2 separate regions of the Homo sapiens genome follow, and region 2 is linked to region 1. A link is a contact called in ENCODE Hi-C or POLR2A ChIA-PET data. All regions are on one chromosome and are shown on one strand. Each heading gives the region's core, a stretch centred on a gene start or an enhancer-like site at or near the end of the contact. The rest is flanking DNA. Distances are from core to core; before and after follow the strand shown. Region 1 holds the start of LINC02205 (long intergenic non-protein coding RNA 2205). Region 2 has its middle 150 kb from the start of TLE3.

What was found. Hi-C counts contacts between places; a loop is a spot of excess contacts on that map. ChIA-PET counts read pairs that join two places held with the same protein, here RNA polymerase II (POLR2A). Pooled maps may share reads with other maps.
Region 2: a loop to region 1 is called in a pooled map, with 2.8 times the contacts of the local background. The contact joins the enhancer-like site here to the promoter of LINC02205 in region 1. A Hi-C loop is called at or near these places in 2 of 168 maps with a recorded cell type or tissue (CD8-positive, alpha-beta T cell and naive thymus-derived CD4-positive, alpha-beta T cell), 1 of 37 single-sample maps with no recorded cell type and 11 of 50 pooled maps. POLR2A ChIA-PET finds 5 or more read pairs at or near these places in 4 of 52 experiments (CD8-positive, alpha-beta T cell, activated B cell, activated CD4-positive, alpha-beta T cell and 1 more).

The regions. Positions count from the first base shown.
Region 1 is chr15:70,502,266-70,507,510 of GRCh38, forward strand. LINC02205 (long intergenic non-protein coding RNA 2205) reads right to left here and starts at 3,663. Exons shown (of 2, transcript NR_146562.1): 1 at 3,644-3,663; 2 at 1,642-1,860. RefSeq lists enhancers at 1,229-1,754, 1,755-2,278, 1,792-1,931, 2,032-2,171, 3,552-3,601 and 1 more.
Region 2 is chr15:70,243,263-70,247,783 of GRCh38, forward strand. No RefSeq gene overlaps it. Among named protein-coding and RNA genes, the nearest start is that of TLE3, 150 kb to the left of the region's middle. RefSeq lists an enhancer at 2,688-2,737. Within about 2 kb of position 2,834, at least 3 of the 41 ENCODE cell types and tissues checked have a DNase peak (open chromatin) inside an H3K27ac peak, as active enhancers do.

The DNA.
Region 1 (5,245 bases), core at 2,413-4,912:
CTGCCCTGGACATCTGCCTAGACCCTGGGCCAAGTCAGGAGGAGGTGGTCAGTTCAGTTGCTGAATGAATTATGGGAAGAGCGGGCCACTGATATGGGAAGAGCAAGTCCTGATGGAAGTGCATGGAGAAAGGAAAAAGAAGAAAACCCGGTAAGCAAGAAAGAGGGTGTCTAGAAAAGAAAAGGGATTGAAGTGGAGGGGGCTTCCAGGGTCCCCATGCACCAGCGCCCACACCAACCTCACGAGGGGCTGGCCAACCTGTACGCCAAAAGGGGCTGCTCTCTCTCTCCCAGCAGCTCCACCATCTTCTGCCCTGAATGTCTGATGGCCCCGCAGGAAGGACGGTGCTTCCCAGATCTGGAGCAGTGGAGGCCGAGCCGGTAATGAGACCCCCTGGGTCCCCTCCTGCAGTAGCCATGCTGCATCTGGCAACCAGCTGGGCCCTCCCTCCCTGCTGCCACCCCCTCCATCCACGCCATGCTTGTTTGTTTCAACTGAAGCTCACAGTGTAAGAGCCACAGATCTCACTGACGGCTAATGGCCAGGGCTGGGCTGCCCGGCCAGGTTCCCATGGCGGGCTGGTCAGACCGCCATCCCACCTGTGCCCACACCAGTCCCTCCACCTACTGCCTCCTCCACTTAGCATTTTTTTCTGGGCAGAAGAACCTTCTAGAGAGGTCTCAATGCTCAATAATGACAGGCACTGGCACCTGCCACTTCTAGCATCTGAGAGATAGGTAGGTCCATTTAACAGATGAGGAAAATAAGGTCCAGAGAACAACTTGTCCAGGTCCACACAGCTACTTGGGTAGAAGCAGCACTTGAACCCCGGTCTTCTGATTCCAAAGCGAGCACCCTTGCCAACAATAACAACCACTGCATATCAGCCATACTCATGTCAGTCTTTCTGACATTCATTTACATATTTACATCACAAGGTGAAAAAGAAACTAGTCAAAAGTAATAGGCAAGAAAACTTGAGACACTGATTCTCACAGTGTCACATGGAAGGAGAGAAGGGGCCTTCCATTTGTCACCACTTTCAGAGTGGGCCTTTACATCCTCAGTATTCAAATGTAGAAACTGAGGCCCAAGGAGGTTAAAGAACCGAAGTCGCCCCATGTTTCATGCAGCAAGACCATCACAGGCCAGAAAGTAAGCCATTTCCACTCCCCAAACCGCCCCCCAAGCTGGGCAGAGCGCTCACTGTGCACCTTCTGTGCTCTCTGCAGACAGCAGAGTGCTGGATGCTGAGGCTCCTGTCTCAGGGGAGCTGATGGTGTGAAGGAAGGGGTTAGAATAATGTCGCTTCCTGCAAGAAGCTTCCTACAAGAGTCCCCTGGCTCCCTGGCCTGGGGCCAGGACTTGGTCACACCCTTTCCTCGCACCCTGTCCCTTTTCTTCACACCACAAATCACAGCCTGTCATTCTACATAGGGGGGGTTAACCAGGTGAAGCTTCTGTCCCTTTTCTAGAGTGTGCAGAGACCCAGTCTCTGCCCAGCACAGAGCCTGGCACAAGGAGACACCCATAAACAGCTGAATGAATGAATGCATGAAGGAACAAATGTTGAAGCAGGCAGTGAAGTGGGAGGGCAGAGAATAGAGAGAGGGGTACAAACGCAGCCGCCCAGGGAGAGCGTAGAAGAGAAAGGTTGCATTTATCTGTGGGCGGGGAAGACAAGCCATGGCGGGTATCCACAGCAGAGCTCACCCCCGAGACCAGCCCAGGGCCTCGCGGCTGCTCTTCTCTTAAACAGGCAGTGGAAGACAGGGGAGCGGGCTCCATTTCCACCGTGCTCCCAGCCTGCTGGAGACCTTGCTTGGGGGCCTTTGCTCCTCTGGGCCTCAGTTGCTTCTGCTGTAAACAGAGGATGGAGTTGTCTTTGTCAACCTTTGAAAACACTTCTATTTCTGAAACCTCACAGCTGGGCCCAGCCTGCAGCTCTCAGGGTTTCTTCCCTCAGCACCAAAAGCCCATCCCCTAAAGCCTTGAACCCCAGCAGGGAACACTGCCTCCAAGACAGCTGGGATAGGGGCTGACCCTGAAGTGGCCACGTGGTTCCCAAAACTTGTAAGAGTTCCCCTAAATTCCCCTGGGTCTACTTATGGCCCCAGGCCAGCTGTGCCTTACTCACAGCCACAAGGCCTGGCTCTGCTGAATCTCAGCTCTGTGGTCTTGGGCAAGTCACCATGAGCCTCAGTGTTCCCATCTGTGAGACAGGAGAGGAGCCTTATGCCAGCAACACCCCTCCCCAAAGTGACTGTGAGCTCCAGGTGGAATCAGTGAAGCTCTGCATGTAGAGGGAGGACATCAGGACCAGGGAGGAATGTGTCTTTGAGGTGGCCTCCCCTCTCCACCCCGTCTTGTTCCCATGAATGACACGCTGTGTCCTGGGGCCTTTCTTCTTTGTAATCCCAGTGTCACTGAGGGCAGCTGAAGTGCTGCTTCTTCCCAGAGCTGTGTCAATGTGGGGGTGGGGGAATCTCCTGAAAGCCAGATCAGCACCCTCTAACCTCAAGGTTCCTGGCAGTCATCAAGGGAGCGCCTGGGGACAGGAAGCACTGAGCTTCCTCCACCAGCTGCACACTCGGCCAGCTCCTGAGAGGCTCTGGGCTCAACAGAGCCCAACGTCCGGTGTGACCTGCAGAAGCTCCTCCCCCGATGCCAGCACCTGAACCTCGGGGTACTGCCTGGTGACGAGTGGCGGAGCTAAGATGCCAGCTCCAGAATGTTCCTCAGGGAACCTCTCACTGCACAGACAAGGGGGCATGAGCTACCCAGCGCCCCCCGGCGAGGCAGTCCCAGGCCCCGACATTTCAGCTGCATGTGGTGCCCCACAGGTGCCCATGAGGAGGAGCTGAGACTGCAGAGGGGAGCGGCCCGCTGGGTCCATCTGCCCACCTGCGGCACGGGGGCGTCTGACGGGCACCCCCACGGCACCCCAACACGGGGGCTTAGGGACTCCCACATCTCCATTATGAGGGCTCAGATTTGTGGGCCAAATTCAAGCCTGAAGCTTCTCTGTTATTTGGCTGCAAAAGAATTCCTGGTGGGAGTGAACACCACCCACCCCTAACAAGGTGTCAGCCCTTTACCTTCTAGCTCCTGCTGCTCCCAAACCCCAGAAAAACCCACTCTGATTTGGCCTTGAAAACCAGAACAGTGACCCTTGCTGGCAGCCAAATGTTTGCACCACAGGCTCTGACATCCAGGCGTCTTAGGGTTGTCTTAGACATCCAGACAGCAAGACAGGCAGTGGGCAGCAGACCAGAGGTGATTGAATGGCCAACTACACCCCATGTGAGAGCAAAGTCCATGAGGGATACCCCTCTCCCCAATTCTTCTGGGGCCTTCCCTCCCCATAACACTTCCATCTGCCCAGACAAGGGCTTCTGGTGCCAGGGGCAGCTCCCTTCTTATCCTTTATACTTGGCTGTTTGTGCAGACCACACAAAGATGAGTCATGCTGAAAGGCAGAACCTGCCCAGGGCTCCGTGAGTAATTTAGGCACTCACTCTACTTCTATTAAATCCCCTTCCCTTGAGGATATTAATGGGAAAGAAATCTGACTAAAGTAATTCACACTCAGGTGTAGCTGACTAATAGCACTATGCGGGTGGGGAGAGGTGGGGAGGATTACCTTTTAGGTGTCTTGCTAACCCCAGATAGAGGAAGAAATCTCAGGCAGTTGACCAACCCATGATATCAGCCCTGAAGGCAGCTTAAGAGAAAAGGCAGGGGGTTGCATTAGTTCCCCAACATCTCTGCCGGGAAAGGACCTCAAGATCCATTATGCATTTGTGAGGTTAATCACAGCATCATAGCTGCTCAGAGTCAGAAAGACCTCACAGGCCAGGCAGACCCCTGGGGTATGCAAATGTGTGCAAACTAACATCCAGATTGGCATTCATTATTCTGTGGTCACCAGCTGAGGGACTTCTGTGTGGAGCACAGCTACGCTGCTGGCAGGAGCCCTGATGTGGAGCAACAATATCCTACTGGAAATGCCCAGGGTGGCCTTGGAGAAACTCCAGAGGGGCACAGGGATTGGCCTGCTGGACCCAGCTCTGGAGGACCAGCCAGAGATGCACACACACTCACTCAAGATGAAGTGCAAGCCTGTGTGTTTTAGTAAAAGGCAAATCTGAAACCGCCTTTGCAAAAATCATAACTAAGGAAATTATGACAGTGAGAGAAACCTGACAGGGCTGACTCCATCTTGTCTCAAGCCTCACAAGTTGGCTCTCTTTGCTCATTCTTGGGCTTGGGCCAAGCTAACTCTGGGAGACATTTATAGTTTAAATAACAGCTCTTCCCAAAAGCTAACGTGTTCTTGTAAAACAAATAAAAGGCCACCAAGTTAGGATAAGAGGGGCTTGAATTCTAATTATTATCAGCTATTGTTCTGGAGGTCATAAGATTTACAACTTCTCCAATTACTCTTGAAGATAACATCACTGTTGTAGAACCTAACATTGGCCTTTTGAGATAACTTTTCAGTTTTTTGCATGTCTGGCAACCTGATGGCCCCAGCTGGACCTGCCAACCACTTCTGTGGCCCCCACCCAGGAACCGCCTCAGCATAAGAGGACAGCTTTGACTCCTTATGATTTCATCCCCAAGCCAACCAATCAGCACTCCTGACTCACTGTCCTCCTACCCACTAAATTATTCTTAAAAACACCGATCCCTGAATTCTCAGGGAGACTGATTTAAGTAATAATAAAACTCCAGTCTCCCGTACAGCCGGCTCTACATGAATTGAACTCTTTCTCTATTGCAACTCCCCTATCTTGATAAATTGGCTCTGTCTAGACAGCAGGCAAGATGAACCTGATGGGCAGTTACAAATCATGCAAAGATGATATGAAGCAAATTACAGGGGAATGACCACAAAACAATCACCATCTCTCCCTGCCTGGTAAGGGTCCTACAACCCTGACAGAGGCGGTATAGAGCGGCAAATCAGGGGGAAGGGATAGCCTCTCACCACACCCAAATGTCCTCCAGCACCATCCTCCTTGGTCTGTTGCCCAGCAGTGCTCTGGGCCAGATACCTGTGCTCGGCACTGAGGGGCACCCAGTGTGACTCAAGCAGAGTCTCTCCCCCAGAAGGGGTTACTGGAGCCACATGTCCAACCACCAGGTCAGGTGAGAACTGAAGCTCAGAACCTCCATGCCAGGATGGGTCTCCATCTGTCCATTATCCACTACTGTTGTGTAGACTGTGCAAAGATGAGTA
Region 2 (4,521 bases), core at 1,584-4,083, 260 kb before region 1:
TGCCCCTGCCAGCCCAGAGCTCCTGAAGCCTGGCCTTCTGTCTGGGGCTCCTCCTTAGGGAGGAATTCACCAATGTCTCTGGAGCAGCAGGGGTTTTGCTCCAGGGAAGGGCTTCAAGAAACCTGATCACACTCTTCATTGGCTCTTTAGTGGTGTCCTCTGGCAAAGCAATGGAGTTTTGCTCATTCATTCATTCAACAAACACTTCTGCATGTCTGCCAGGTGACTGGGCGACAGAGCTAAACAGGACCCACGTGGCAGCTGCTCTCCTGGACCTCACGGGAGTAACCGCAACTGGTGGGTGCTGGTGGGTGAGAAGCAGGATGAAGGAGCATTAGACACTCTGGGAGGGAGGCCTGGGAAGGGGTATCACACCCCAGAGTGGTACTGCTCTGAGTGACAAAGGACACAGACACTATCTGACCCAGTTCCTTCCTTGCATTTGAAGCCAGCAAGGTGACAGTTGTCCAAGGAGCCTCTGCAAGTTGATAGCAGCACTTCTGGCTCCAAGCCAGAGCAGCTCTGTCCCTTTCTGCAGGGCTGTGCCTCCCTCTCCAGGATTCCTGGGCCTGAAAACATTTCTCGGGTTTATTTGACAAAGCAAGAGGGCAGTGGCGGGGCCAGGCCCTTGCTGGGTGCTCTTTTAGACAGTTTATTCAAGGACGCATCAGTGACCAGCCTGGTAAGGAAGGCTCAGGCCCCTCTGAGGGGAGGGCAGGTAGAAATTCTCTGCTCAGTCTGCAAGAGGTTCTGCTCCCCAAGCAGCGCCCTAATGAGGCCCCCACCCCAGGACTTTGGCTGGACTTCTCCGCTGAGTAAGAGCTGCTGCTTTCTGGTGGGCCAGCCCCACTTCTCCAGGGTGTGTCATGTAGACAGACCTCCGTTTCCTCCTCTGTCGTAGAGCAATAACATTGGCTCTCACCCCCATGGAGTTGCTGGGGAGAACAAAATGGGTTTGTGTGTGGGGGTGGTGACAGTCAAGTACCTGTGCAGGGCTGGACATATGGGAGGGCTCTGTAAATGTGAGATGTTATTAACAGGCATGCTGCCTTCTGGAGCTTTCCAGGGCCTTGGCCCAGGTGCAGAACAGCACACTGGGACCCAGGAACCCTGGGTTCTCTTTCTTTCTGGTGACCTTGGGCCCCTGAACCCCTCAGACTGCTTGGACCTTCTAGGTGTTGGCCTCCCTCTCATAGGATGATGCCTGGGCCTGGGGCCCTGGAGATCTGGCCAGGCCAGAGTGGGCTCCCCCAAGCCACCTGCCAGGGCAGGAGCTGTTGGAAGCCATTTCTCTTCTATACCGTCCCAGCCATACTCTCCAGCTCAGAATAGACCCAGTCCTCCACTGTTACAGCCTAGAGATTCCACCCCCTTTGGGTTGGTCACTCTGGGCCACTCCTGCAGAGAATGAGAGAAATTAGCTGAGAAATAAAATCGCAATTCGTATTGCAAAGAAGGGATTAATTTCTTTATTGTATAAAGATCTCCTACCCAGCAACAAGAACAAACCAATAACTCAATTTAAAAAATGGGCAAAATATAGGAAGACCGTTTCAAAAGAATATATAAGTGGCTCTTAAATAGATGAAAAGTTACTCAGCCTTACTCATAAAAGAAATGCAAATTAAAACTTCAATAAAAGACCCTCTTTTAGGCCGAGTGTGGTGGCTCACGCCTGTAACCCCAGCACTTTGGGAGGCCAAGGCAGGCAGATCTCTATTAAAAATACAAAAATTAGCTGCGTGCAGTGGCATGTGCCTGTAGTCCCAGCTACTCCAGACACTGAGGCAGGAGAATCATGTGAGCCTGGGAGGCAAAGATTGCAGTGAGCTGAGGTCGTGCCATTGCACTCCAGCCGGGGCAATGGGAGAGAAACCCTGTCTCAAAAAAAAAAAAAAAAGACCCTTTTTGAACCATTATATCAAAAAGATCAAAAGTATGGCACACTCTGCTGCTGAGGGTGCAAGGACAGGTGCCAGAGTGTGGGGCTGGCAGGAAGAGGAATCAGCGTGTCTGGGAGAGCCACTGGGAGCCCCTGCCAAACCACACCTGCTCTTCCCTCTGACCGGCACAGCCAACCCTAGGATTTCATCATGCGGATACACAGGGGACGTGTGTGCTCCTCATTCACTGTGGCATTATTTATCAAAGCAAAAGATTGTCAATCTCCAAATGTTAATCAATAGGGGACTGATTAAATAAACAATGATGTCCGTACAATGGGACTCTACACAACTGTTAAGCAGAACCAACATACAGATGACATTAGCTACGTCACATGGAATGGAGGACCTCCCAACTGTGCCTCTTCAACCCACAGAATTATACGAAATACATATTAGTATTGATTTAAACCACTGAAGAAAGGAGAATGGACCCTGTATGTTTCTATAAGGAGAGGGTTCCAAGGTATATTGACATGCTACCATTTGTGTAAAAAGAGGAAAAGAATGAACACACACATGTTTGCATTTGGGTTTCTAAATGCATATACAAACATATATGGCTTTAAAGAAACTGGTAGGAGTGGAGGCCTCCAAGGAGGAGACTTGGGGGCAGAGGAACTTGATAGTGAAGAACAGGGGAGGGGAGGAGGCTTGATTTTCACTTTTTTTTTTTTTTTGCAATATGCCTGTATTTCCTATTCTAAAGATATACATACTTACACTAATTAATGAATCAAATGATCTCTTGGCAGAGATACTGAGAGTAAGACAGAGACATACCAGGGTGTGAACCCCAGGCTGCAGCCCTCTCTTTGTGTTGTCATGGGGTCAAGGGACATGCCCTTGAGCTGAGGGTCAAGGCCTGGGAAAGTTCCCACCCAGCCCCAGGGCCCAGCCCTCACAGGGTGGTGACTCATGGGCACCCGGGAAGTTTCGGTTCCTGTGGTTTTTGCTCTGTTCCAGTGGCCTCCTCTGCTGGGACACATCACTCTCCTGGCTGCTGGGATTCTAGCAGCCCACTGGGCCTGCTGCGTCCCTATCTCTGGGTATCTTTAGATGCTGTCTCTGGCCTGTCCTAGGAGGGACTCAGACCTTTAGAATGCCAAAGCAGAGGGTCCCCAGCCCTCTCAAGTGCTATCCTCAATGTCTGGCCCATCACAACCCTGCAGCCCCTGCCACGAACACTGACCTCAAGGGGTCACAGCTGCGGTGGCTTTGCTCAGAGCAGCCCCTGCCAATCTTAAAGTGGATGCTAGAAGGGAAGGCCAAGTGAGAATCCTGGGCGAGCCATTTCCTGTCTTTCTGTGGGTGTTGGAGCAGGACGGCGGGCGGCGTGGCCGGCTTGGGGGTGGAATCCTTGCCCTTCTCCGCCTCCTTTGCCAGGTGCAGGATGGATGCTGAGAGTCTATTTTGCAGATGAGGCAACTGAGCCCATTGCGTTCTGCCTGTTAGGTGTGGTGCAGGTGCCTGGGCAGATGTGTACTCCCGAGCCAGCTCCTCAGCCGCATGACCTTAGGTGAGTCACATCGCTACTCTGGGCCTCAGTTTTCTCATCTGCAAAGTGGGAACAATAATATTTTGTTTTTGACTTGCTGGCCACAAAGGCCCTGGATGAAAGGTAACTTCATGTGGTTGACTGCTCTGAGCTCCCTCCTCCTGAACCTCTAATGTGCCCGCTTCCTAGGGAATGCAAGCTTCCAGAGGGCCAAGCTTTTGCCCAAGTAGTTGCAGCAGGGGCCTGGAGCAGTCAGACCTACTGGGGAAGCAGGTGAGGGGGTTAGTTCCTGGGCACCAGGGTGACATTGCTCAGGGATCATAAAATTCACGTCCTCACCCACGTCCTTCCTCTTTATTTTGACTCAGAGCCAATCCTTGCTTGCTCTTCACTGAGACCAGCCTTCATCTGCAGAGGTCTCTGGGAGGGAGAAAGGTGCTAAGGAGCTAGGCTTCCCTCTGGGAGGCCCATCTGAATAAAAATAACCAACTTGCCTCACCATCAGGTCTCGTTCAAGTACCTTCTGGGTGCTTTACAGAGGTTAGCTGATTTTCTCTTCTCAGCCAAATGATGGGGAGAAATGCCCCATTTCATAGATCAGGAAGCTGAGGCACAGAGAGGTTTATAGCTTGACGTCACCCAGCTAGAAAAGAAGGAGCTGGCATTTGAAATCAGGCAGCCTGGCTCAGAGTGGAGAGGAGACAGAGGTGAAGTCAGCCAGGAGGTGGAGACACCAAGAAGAGCAGGGGAAGGCCCTGGGCAGGGAGGTGAGGAAGCCCCAGGTGAGTGCCATTGCTAGCACCCGTACTTGGGGTCCCCAACCAACTCATTTCTCTATGCCAGCCAGATGGGGGAGGTGAGTAGAGGAGAGGACGCTGTCTTGTCCGTTCAGGGCTTCCTCCTTATTAAAGCCTGTCAGATTTTCCCCGGAACCTCACAAGGAGGAAAGCAGGGGTTTCCACCAGCAGCCTCGGGTCTGCTCGCCACACAGGGTTTTAGAAGTCAGAGGAATGAGGCTAGGTTGGGTTTAGTCTCCATACCAGGTTGCCTCATGCCCACAGTCCTGTGTGCAGGCCTGTG